2 separate regions of the Mus musculus genome follow, and region 1 is linked to region 2. The links are chromatin contacts, found by POLR2A ChIA-PET in ENCODE. All regions are on one chromosome and are shown on one strand. The core of a region is the stretch at or near the end of the contact, and the rest is flanking DNA. Distances in the headings are between cores, read along the strand shown. Region 1 holds the start of Taf2 (TATA-box binding protein associated factor 2). Region 2 holds the start of Deptor (DEP domain containing MTOR-interacting protein).

What was found. ChIA-PET counts read pairs that join two places held with the same protein, here RNA polymerase II (POLR2A).
Region 1: POLR2A ChIA-PET joins it to region 2 with 10 read pairs in Patski. The contact joins the promoter of Taf2 here to the promoter of Deptor in region 2. POLR2A ChIA-PET finds 5 or more read pairs at or near these places in 2 of 5 experiments (Patski and embryonic stem cell).

Annotation. Positions count from the first base shown.
Region 1 is chr15:55,067,820-55,074,154 of GRCm38, reverse strand. Taf2 (TATA-box binding protein associated factor 2) reads left to right here and starts at 2,003. Exons shown (of 26, transcript NM_001081288.1): 1 at 2,003-2,308; 2 at 2,708-2,762. The coding sequence starts at 2,226.
Region 2 is chr15:55,110,046-55,115,737 of GRCm38, reverse strand. Deptor (DEP domain containing MTOR-interacting protein) reads right to left here and starts at 3,421. Exons shown (of 9, transcript NM_145470.3): 1 at 3,119-3,421. The coding sequence starts at 3,240. Gm9920 (predicted gene 9920) reads left to right here and starts at 2,156. Exons shown (of 5, transcript NR_045093.1): 1 at 2,156-2,398; 2 at 3,142-3,395; 3 at 4,522-4,618.

The DNA.
Region 1 (6,335 bases), core at 754-3,253, 40 kb after region 2:
CCTGCCTCTGCCTCCCAAGTGCTGGGATTAAAGGTGTGCACCACCACGCCCTGCCAGTTCTCCACTTTCTTAATGTTACAACCCGTTAATACTGTTCGTGTGTTGACCTCAACCATAAAATTATTTTCAGTGCGACTTCATAACTGTACCTTTGCTGTTATGAATTGGAACCTAACTATCTGATGTGCACATCTGTACATTTTACTACGGGACCCTGTCAAAAGAGTCTTTTGACCCCTCAAAAGGTCATGATGCACAAATTGAGAGCCACTGGCCTAAGGATTGACCCCAACAGCGATTCAACCAGACCACAGGCCTGTCAACCATACGTGTGTGTATCTATATTTATATGGACTTTTGTGTCCTGTAGTGATGTTGAGACAGTCGCATCCACCTTTCTAGAAGAAGCCAGTGAGACCACAGATGGTTATGTTACTTTCCAGCTTCCTGAGCAAAGATTTTTAGCAGATTGGCACCTCCGTGGAAAAAAAAAAAGCAAGTTTTCCCCAGTCTATCTTTTTTTTTAAAGTTTATTTATTATTTATTTTTTATGTATATGAATACACTGTAGCTGTATTGATGGTTGTGAGCTGTCATGTGGTTGCTGGGAATTTGAATTTAGGACCTCTGTTCGCTCTGGTTGACCTCTCTCACTTCAGCTTGGCCCTGCTCACTCCTGCTTAAAGATTTATTTATTATTATATGTAAGTACACTGTAGCTGTCTTCAGACACCCTAGAAGAGGGCATCAGATCTCATTACAGATGGTTGTGAGCCACCATGTGGTTGCTGGGATTTGAACTCAGGACCTTCGGAAGAGCAGTCAGTGCTCTTAACCGCTGAGCCATCTCTCCAGCCCTCTTTTTTTTTTTTTTAAATATTTATTTATTTATCTATCTATTTATTTATTTATTATATGTAAGTACACTGTAGCTGTCTTCAGACACTCCAGAAGAGAGCATCAGATTTTGTTATGGATGGTTGTGAGCCACCATGTGGTTGCTGGGGTTTGAACTCAGGACCTTTGGAAGAGCTGTCGGTGCTCTTAACCACTGAGGTATCTCACCAGCCCCCCCAGTCTATCTTTAAAACAACAGTTTCCACTGGGTATGATTATCACTGCACTTCATTCACCTGCATTTCTGAGAAGATTGCAACTTGGAACAAGCCTACTGCTACCTTGAGGGAATTGTAAAAAATTATAAGTCTGACGATGGTCCCAGCAAATGAGAACGCTTGAGGAAGTGGTCCTGCATAAAGATTGTGTAAGCCATTTATGAGCTCTGCCTTTACTTTGTGTGGGTTTAATAAATAAATGTTCATTGGGAAAAACGAAGTCTAGTTTTGGAAGGTTTAATAAAGTTATGGCTTTATTTTCCTAATTGGTTTTGTTTAGACGAAAAGTTCAAATTAATTTAAAGTCAGCTAACGACCTTGTCAGGAGTAAAAAAGATAGGTGGAGTGAAATCTGTGCAGGTGGGAAAATGTTAATGGACAATACTCTAACGGAATTAACGGACATTGGTTTGCATCTTTAACCCTCAAGAATAGAAAATCCACAGCTTCAAAAATGTCAAAAAGAAAATCTGTTAATTCATAAGACAAATACGGAGGCCATGGGACTTCTGGCTTGAGAGTTCCCTGCGGTCTGATTACACATTTGGAGTTTAAACCACAAGGTCCAAATGGGTGAGTTTGTTCTTGACAGCAATGGTTTCGGGACCATTACTAGGTCCTAGTCCCTCGCCCCTTCCATCCCTTCTTGTCTTCCACAAGCACGATTCGCCTAACACTTAACGTCCCTTCCTTCCTTCCCCATCTTCCTTTTCTCACCCAGTAAATCTTCCCTCTGCTCTCTTAATTTTAGAAATAGTTTTGAGACAAAGGAGAAAAGCCAGACGAGAAATCCCAAACTTATCGTGCAAACCCCGCCCACTCACGCCCGGACAAGACTTCCGGGTTCTGCCTCCGCGGCCGCGCCACTTCCTCTGACGTCACCGGTCAGAGGTGACCGGCAAGATGTCCGCAGGCGGCGGCGGCCGCTTAGAGCTCCTGTAGCGCGGCTCATCTGTGTGACAGGGGCCGGGCGGAGGCGGCTGAGAGTGGTCGGGGAGGGGACAGGAGGCGGAGGACGGGTGGCTAGGCGCTCCGGGTGCACGGGCCGCTACCGGGAATGCGCTGCAGCGCCCCGTGCAGCCTGAAAGGCGAGCCCCGCAGGAGCTCTTCATGCCGCCCACCGGCTTAGAGTCCTCCAGGATGAACAGGAAGAAAGGAGACAAGGGCTTCGAAAGCCCACGGCCGTACAAATTATAAGTACCTTTCCCCTACTCCGTTTCTCGCCCTGCTCTGATTTTGTTTTCATTGATTCTGTGAGTGACTTGATGAGTCCGGGAAACTAGTGGGAAATTAGAGCCCACTCCAGGGGACATGATGTTTGTAGGGTGAAACGGTTTTGAATAATTGTTCAGCATACTCCTTCCCCGCCCACGGGCTCATAAACCTTTCTTAAAGTACCGCTATATTTTTTTGTCAAGACAAACCTTTTCATGGCTGTTGCTCGATTTAAAATAAGCAGGTTACTCATTTTGTAGAATTCGAAGACAAACTACTGTGTGGTTTTTGAGCGGCTCAGTATATAGTCCCTATTCGTACTTAGATTTATGCTTTCATATAATAATAGTCGTTTCTTTCTTTTTTTTTATATATACAACCCATCAGGTCGTCTGTATCAACAACATAAACTTCCAGCGAAAATCAGTTGTGGTAAGATCACTCCCGGTCATCATAAGTCAGCCTTTCACAGTTCTTGGGGGGGATTCTATAGTCTTCCAGATTATATGGTGCCCCAGAATAAGACATAAGAATTCAAGTCTAGTTTGCTATACATGCTGTTCTCTGTTCTCCCCACCTTTTCCCATTTCCTGATTAAAATGTTCAAATATGCTAAGTATATTGTGCAATAGGAAGTCTTTATAGTCAAACACCTTCACATTGTGCATTAGACAGGACAGCCTGTAGTCATAGCAGTCTTAGATTCAGCTGTTCATTTATGGAGTGTCATTTGGAATATTTGTCACACATTGCTATTTGGGGATAGAACGTGAAAACATTAGGGAGTATTTGTAATTTAAGTTTTTACTTCAGCAGTATAGGAAACTCATGATACCTCTCAGTGAAGCTTAGCATTATTAGAGTCAACGTGATTGATAGAATTATACTGTGTTAGTTGAATTGCTCTTGTCTATAAGACATTCCTTTTTTGTTGTTGTTGTTGTTTTGTTTTTTGTTTTTCAAGACAGGGTTTCTCTGTATAGCCCTGGCTGTCCTAGAACTCACTCTGTAGACCAGGCTGGCCTTGAACTCAGAAATCCGCCTGTCTCTGCCTCCCAAGTGCTGGGATTAAAGCATGCACTACCACTGCCCGGCTATAAGACATTCCTTAAGGGATATGTATATTAACCCATTGATTCTTCACTGTAATCTCTTGACACAGATAAGATTTAAGTCCCAGCTCTTCCCCCCCCCCCATCCTGCTTGCTCTGGCCATATTTATTTCATATATGTGGGTACACTGTCACTGTCTTCAGACACAGCAGAAGACAGCATCGGATGCCCATTGCAGATGGTTGTGAGCTACCATGTGAATTGAACTCTGGACCTCTGGAAGAGCAGTGGGTGCTCTTAACTGTTGAGCCATCTCTCCAGCCCCCTCAGTCCAAATTTTATGAATGAGGGAGCTGAGTGTATACAGGTAAAGGGAAAATGGGTAAATAACGTATTGGTAGAAGAACAAAGCTACTGCCTACATGTAGCCCAGCAAAAGAGCCTCTGGTGGACATTGTTCACATGTTTGTGCTGTTACTTTCTGTAATCCACAAGAGAATATGCTTGCTTGCATTTAGTATCCTGGAATAGAGAAATGAACAGTCCACCTTTTCCACCATAATAGCCCTTACTTCACTGGGTAGGGACCCATTATTATAACTTATAGGGCTAAACAAGTAAGCATTAGTCCTATTCTAATAGACTTGATCTATAATATCATTTAGTTACGTGACCTCTAAATACTTCCTGCTTGACTACTGGACTGTAGGGATGTTTGAGAGTTCAGATGTTCAATTCAGAAGAACCAAGATTTGATAATATCAGCAAGGTTTGGTGAGGCTTTTTGTTTTGTTTTTGTTCTCAGAACAGATAGTGTCCTGGCATACTGTTGCAGATCCTTCTGGCTATTCTGAGAAAATAGATTCAGGAGGCCGTGTGGTAGAGAGTGGTTTTCCACTTAACACAGAAGCCTCTATTCTAGGGCTGTGAACTGGCTTAGGACTAGAAATTATAAATCATCTCTACTGCTGTAGCACTGTGAGGCATTTTTCCCCCCCCAGAAGACCTAGAATTTTTTCTGTTTACTGGGCAACCCCATCAAAAACTATCTGTTTATATCTTTCTTCAGCACCTGATAATGAGTGAACTATGAAGTTAGTTCTGTGGGTCAGAATACTATGTTTAAGATGGTACAGTGGTACAATCCCAGTTAGGAGGTTGAGGTGGGAAGATTAATTGAGCCTAGGAAATGTAGACCAGCCTGGGCAAAGAGGAGAAATCACCTCTTTATAAACCAACTGAACATGGTGGTACACACCTGTAACCCCCATTCTGGAGGTTGAGGCAGGAAGATTGGAGGTTTGATATGATCCTGGACTGCATAGGGTGATCTGTTTCAAAAACAATCATGCAGTCTCCCTCTGTGGCTTATTTTGATGACTATGCCCATTCATGAGTAAATTTTAAACATATTTTTAAGTAAATTTTGAACATCCTTCTGGGCGCAGAGCGGAATGTTATAATCAGAGAAGAGGGTAATGGGCAGAGGAGGATTTCTTAGCTGGTGTAGCTCTGCCCTGCAGAGGATCCTCTGAAGGATCATTTATAGGAGGGAGAGAAAGACGGAAATGTAGCTGTGAGACAAGAGAGTTTGGTGGCTGTTAAGAGAGTGAGTTAGGGTCAGGTTTTGGGATGAGCAGAGAAGAGAGTCCCAGAAATTGCAGGAGCAAAGGAAGAGCCCAGTTTCTGATTGAAGGAAAGGGCCATGAAAGGAGAAGCACTGGACATTCAGACTCAGCGGTGTCAGCAGTGTGGCGGTGTCTCAGATGGTGACTTTGATCGCCATGCTGGAATGGAGGAACTCTAGTGACTTGGGGGGTAAAGGAAGTTGAAGTCATTGTTATCAGAAGGGTCTCTGGCCTCTGCTGCCTGACTGCAGGGATTATAGGCATGCATGCGTTCCATGCCCACCAGGATCGTATAGTTTCTAAGTGATGAATCCGGGATTCAGGTATTTACAAGGGTCCTTTTCCATATTATCAGGAGATACACATTTAATTACAAATGACTGCTGGCCTGGCTTTTGTAGTGTTTACTGCATTCAATATGCTAAATGGCCAAGAAATAGCAGCGAGACTGCCTAGTTCCCTTTAAGTTATCATAAATAAGAGAGTAGGTAGCCTCCCTCAGACACTGAGGAGCTGTTTCATCTAAGTGTAGTTAATAGTTTTCAAAAAGATTAGAACACATGGGACAGCTAGCTGTGACATGGTGGAGAAAGTCCTAGAACGGAAGGATAATGCTGAGGTGTTTGATAGTTTGAGGATTTGAATTACGTCAGTGGGGAAGAATGCTTGAGCGGAAGCTTGTGACAATTAATAGATCTGATTGTGGCATGTAGGTTAGGGCCCTGTGACATCAGGGAACTGTTTTCTTGACATATATTCCCTTCACTTTGTATTATCAGTGTTAGTTTAGAAAACCAAATGCTGTTCTTATATTCTTAACAGGTAACTATGGTTTAATAGCTTTCCATAACTTTTTGTTTGTTTGTTTGTTTGTTTTTTGAGACAGGGTTTCTCTGTGTGGCCCTGGCTGTCCTGAAACTCACTGTGTAGACCAGGTTGGCCTCGGAACTCAGAAATCCACCTGCCTCTGCCTCCCAAGTGCTGGGATTAAAGGCGTGCACCACCATGCCTCGCTTTTCCATAACTTTCTAATTCACTTTTCTTTTTAAATTCTTTTTTTTAAAGATTTATTTACTTATAATATGTAAGTACACTGTAGCTATCTTCAGACACATCAGAAGGGGGCATCAGATCTCATTACAGATTGTTATGAGCCATCATGTGGTTGCTGGAACTTGAACTCAGGACCTCCGGAAGAGCAGTCGGTGCTCTTAACCGCTGAGCCATCTCTCCAGCCCTTCTTTTTAGATTCTTGATACAGGAGCTCACTATATAATTCATGCTGACATCAAACTGGCTATCCTTTTGCCTTAGCCTTCTAAGT
Region 2 (5,692 bases), core at 2,172-4,671:
CTGCAGAAACAGAAAAGAGGGGCTAGGTGTGGTAGCTCCCTACCTGTAATCCCAGCACTTGGGAGGTTGAGGCAGAAGGACTGCTATGAGTTCTAGGTCAGAGTAGGCTACATAGAGTATGACCCAGTCTCTAAAAAGTGGGAAAGAAGTTGGACACAACTCAAGCTGGAAGTGAAACTTCTTTCACACGCTAGTCTTGAACACCCCCCTCCCCGCTTTTTTTTTTTTTTTTAATCACCTGCTATTCACTGTGCTGACACAGAAATGTAAGCCAGAGCAGCTTTACCTGCGGTGCGAAGCGACCAGAGGCAGAAAGGCCGAGCATCACTAGATGTCAGGAATCATACAAGATGAACACAGTTGGGATGGAAGAATCCATCCTGGCTGTTACAGTGAGGATGAGCAGACTCCTAACACCAGGCACATGGCCACCGCAGTCGCCAAAATCTAAGCGTTAGGGAACTTTGTTTTGCTATTGTTATTTTGAGACTGGGTCCCACGAGCCCACCTAAGCTGGCCTCAGACTCACTATGTATCCAAGATGACTTTTAACTCCTAACCTCTCTGCCTCTAACCCCGGGGGGTGCTGGGATTACAGCCACCAGCCACTGTGCTGGGCCTGAGAGGTGGCTCAGTAGTTACAGCTGCTTGTTGTGAACTCCTGGCAACCTTGAATTTGATCCTGGGGCTTATGCCAACTGGGAGGGAGAGAACCAGCCCCTGAAATGTGCTCTTTGACCTTTTACATTGGCACACATATCTCCTGCCTCTCCCCGCCTACAGTAAGCTTTTAAAGTTTGCTTTAAAATAATTGAAACAAAAAGTGAAATTCAAATCAAATTTAAATGGTTAATATTTGCTCTGAGTTGTTTGTTTGTTTGTTTGTTTGTTTTTAAAGGCAGGGCTTTGCTAGCCTAGTACTTACTACGTAGGGCAGGCTAACCACAAACTTGTAGTTCTCCAGTCCCCACCTCCCAAGTGCTGGGGTTGCAGGTGCATACCCTCAAATTCAAATTTGGTTGTGACATCTCAGCCCTCCCAAAATGGTAAGCCAATTGTCTTTTAATTCTCCCTTCTATAAAAAGGAAACTGAGGCAAAAGAGCAAGTCAATTGTTCCAAAGTCGCAGAAGGAACACATGGCAGAAGCTGGAAGCCACAAGTGGTGGTGGCAGAGGGAAGGAAAACCTGAGTAGCCTGGACCGACATCCTCCGTCCTTCACAAACACACAGGCCCTCTGGACACATCTTACCAGAGGGGCTGTGTCAAAAGTGGTGGTGCAGAGAGAGCAGGGACACCAATTAACTCCTGCAGGCCCTTGGGGATTGCTAACTAACACAGGAAGCCCAGAAGTCAGAATCTCAGAAGCACCCCATGAAATACTCTCATCTTCATGACCACTTTACAGATGAGGAAATAGCTCAGACGAGTAAATTAATTTGTCCAAACATGGCTACCCTGGCTAGTGATCATATAGTGCGTAGCAGCACCCACCGGTGCCTGCACTAACGCCACATAATCCTCATAACAACACTACCAGGTAAAAGTTAGTGTTACTCATCTTTGTCCCAGGCTCTACACTAGCCAAGTCAAGGGCAAGGCCAGGATTCTGTCAGGTTCAAAGCCTTCCTCAAAACAGAGTCACGGTAACACTTGGCCACATGGCGGAGGAATAGAAAACCAAGCCCGAGTCCCAGGTCTGCAGATTTGTGGTGGGAAAGCCTGCGAGCGCTCAGGGGAGGCTGAAGAATGTGCATTTCAGGAGCAGTTATCGAGAAGGAGAAAGTGACTGGGGGTCTTAATGATGTTTGTAAAAGAAACAAAAAGCAAGGAATCTCACCCAAGCAAAGCCTTTTCAAACAGCAATATAGTAAAGAACAAAACAATAAATTATTAAGAAAGTCCAATTAAATCAGAAAAACTTTACGTCATCTCCATTACAAAATACTCTTGATGAAGGAAAACAGGTTTTTAATTCCCTTCAATTTTGGCCACACAGTTGAGATTTAACGAGGAACTGAAATGCGTGATTTTCCTTCTGTCACACTGGACTCCACCGTCCTGACTGCCAACAGCTACTTCCTCAAACTGAACACTGCAAAGCCAAGTGCTTTACCAGACCTCCAGGAACCTCTGTAACACTCTCCTTCCAGTCTGGAAACAGCCATCTAGAAACCGAAATAAGCCGGAAAAATCAAGCCAAGAGCTAGAGGGAGCTAGCACACTTCTTTCAGGTGGGACTGGGCTCGCGGTTCAAGTTCTGGCAGAGCCGGATTCATTTGGAGTGGCAATCTGATTTACAACCCCCAATATCAAGGCAGCTGCGGAAGCACAAGTCTTAAGCATATGCCCAAGAAAAAGGAACAGGAAGCGATGGGAATGTCAAAAGAGCCCTGGGGGTAAGTGCTTGTTCCTGGATCTGTGAGATGGGAAAGTGGTAATTCTAGGAAAAGTGCGCGGCGGTGGGCCAACTCCGGGGTCCCAAACGTGGGCACTGAACAAGGTACTTTCACGCCCCCTTGCGGACCCAAGTGACACCTGAAACCAAGTGTGCCAATCAAGGGATAGGTAAAGAACTGGGAAAGGTTTTGGAAGAGAAGCAACCCGTCAAAGCACTCGCAGATATGCTCCAGGTTTTACATAAAAGTAACCTGAAGCTCCAATGAGGGAAGCATGTCTTGCTAGAAAAAAAGGAAAGCTGAACCGAAGGCACTCATGGGTGCTGGAGCCTTCTATCTGGAAGCGCAGGGACTGGGGTCCCATCCGAAATCTCTTCTTTTTGGAGCGAGCAGACTAGACAGTCATCAGGAACACCTGGCAAGGGGGTTTGCACGCACTGAGTGGTGGCGAGTCGGAGGGACGCATGGCTGCAGCAGTCCAGCTAGGGCGCAGCCTGCACCGCGCGTTCCCGGCATCGGTCCCCGCAGCCTGGCTGAAGCTGCTAGCCTCCGGGCTGCAGTAGCCAGGCACCCGTGCAGCGCGACCCAACCATCCCACTCGCTCGCAACTGTCCCTACGCCCCGCGCGACACGCCTGCCACGAGCCAGATGGCGTGTGCGCTCCGGACCGCGGCGGGCATAGGGCAATCGAGAGCCCATCTACTGAGTGCCTTTCCTTACCGGAGCTGCTCTCCCGTAACTAGGACTTCAGCCATGCGTTCCAGCTCTCTCTGCTGCACCCCGCCGCTCCCGCCGGCGTTGCTGTCGCTGCTACCACTGCCGCCGCTGCTGCCCTCTTCCATGTTCCTGACCGCGCGGTTGCCACTCTGCCTTTGCTGTCCCGGCGGGTGCGCCTGGCGTTTGGATCAATGTGCCCTCCCCGAGGCCGCCCCGGCCATCTTTGTTCCGGGCGGTGCCGTGGCTCAGACGCGATTGGCTGGTGAGGGAATCCCTGCGGGTAAGCAGGAGAAGTCGGCGAGTCCGGGTCTGGAACTTCGGCTTGGGGGCGTGGCCTGGGCTCTCTCATGGTCGGGGGGCGGGGACAAGGAGAAAAATAAAAACATCGGGGCGGAGCTCTGAGCCCTGAGTTTTTGCAGGAGGTTGAGCCTTTCGCTCCTCTTTTATATTTCCTTTTTCACTCCCAAACTCATGCTGGGGAATGTTGCAGTTTTTCTCCATTTTCCATACTAGAGTTGTAGAGAATAAAAATGAGAACAGATTACTCAAAAACGGAGCAGTTGAGGATATTGCTGAAGGGCATTTCAGGCTACCTGATCCCTTTCCCTATAGACCATCTACTACTACCCTATGGTGGAGTCAATAAAGGATCCTGCCCTGCGGTTCAAAAAGACTAAGAACCTGGCTTCATTACTTTGGTTTCCTACCTAAATGCTCTTAATCCCTTTTTTACACTAGTTGTAGCTATCACTTGTCCACATCTGCTGCATTAAAGATGTTTTAGATAAATTGCTACCCTCTTGTGTTTCCCATATCATTCCTTTTACGTCGGGAAGGCAACTCGGAGGGGTGAGGTAACTTGTCTCAGGCAAGCAGGCAAGAGCATTCTCAGTTTTAGGTTATGTTTTTAAAACAACTCTATCTTGGCAGGCATGGCGACACACTTATGTTCCCAGAACTTCAGAAGATGATCATGAGTTTGGACCAGACTGGGATAAGAAGATACCTTGTCTCATAAAACAAACTAAAACCAAAAACAGCTTAACTGACAAAAGCAAGCAATACAATAAACCGTTAGAAGAGCAGGTTAGGGGCTGGAGAGATGGCTCAGCTGTTAAGAGCACTGACTCACTCCTCTTCCAGGTGTCCTGAGTTCAAATCCCAGTAACCACATGGTGGCTCACAACCATCTGTAATGGGATTTGATACCCTCTTCTGGTGTGTCTGAAGACAGCCACATCGACAGTGTACTCACACATATAAAATAAATAAATCTTTAAAAGAAGAAGAGGAGGAGGGGGGGGTGAGGAGGAGGAGGAGAAAGAGGAGGAGGTTAAACATATTTGAATGGCCGAGCTGGTCTACCATGTTCATTAAAAGTCATCACTGTGTCTCTTCGTTTTTAGTTTGTAAACTTCAACATAGCTTGACTGGGAAGTCATGGCTTCCGCGGCCATACACATTTGTTGAAGTATCTTTGGATTTGCCTTTTGGAAGATACAGGTACTTGTGTCTACGATAACTGTCACAATCTTCAGGAAGTGTCAGTATATAACAAAACATATGCTGCTGTGAATGTTACTTGACATTCCTGAAGACTAGGCTCTGAACCTGCTAGGGTCACAAAAGTAGAGCATTTAGTACTTTGCAAGGTCCATTCTCTGGTAAACAAAACTATTGTTTGGGGTAGAATCTTGCTGTGTAGCCCAGGATAGCATCAAACCCTTGATCCCCCTGCCTCAGTCTCCAAAGTGCTGGAATTATAAGACCTGAACACCATGCTCTGTTCTATTTTTTCCTCCAAAGGTAAATTTTTTCCTCAAAGGTAAATATTTTAAAAGATGCACCAATGGAGAGAGGTTTCAGTTCAAAGTATTCTAAGAGCCCCATAGCATAAACATTAAGTGACAGAGGGAGATGGCCTAGACTTAATGAGGGTAACAGCTGTCTGTCTGTCTGTTTGTTTTTGCTTGGTTTGTCAAGGTAAGGTTTCTCTGTGCAGCCTGGCTGGCCTGGAACTCACTCTGGAGATCAGGCTGACCTAAAACTCAGAGGGCTGCCTGCCTCTGCCTCCAGAGTGGTAGGATTAAAGGCGTGCGCCACTATGCCCAGCTGCTGGTTCTCAGGTTTTAAATCTTATACTTACTATACAGAATATTGAGATTTGTTTCATTCACCCATGCAATCTTGGTCCTCGCCGACCATTGTCCAAGTTTATAATTTTATGTCAGTCACTAAAGCTCTTTGAATTTCAATTTTCTATTGATAAGACGAAAAGTAATTTTTACTTTCTAGGGATGGTCTGTGACATTCATGAAATAACAGTTCAATAAATAAAGTTTTGAAGATACATTTTAATAACAAAATTGTGTACATCTGTAATTTTAAAAAAATTACTGCAATGTAAGGCTAAAAAAAAAATTCAAGTTAGGGAAATGCCTGACCTGAAAGGGAAAATAACTTTTAATTTTATCTTCGGTTTTAGCTTTTTGAAACAGAACATCTCATGTAGCCAAAGCTGGCCTCAAACTCCTGATTCTCTTGCCTCCACGTTCCAAAGGCTGTTGGGCCAGCCCG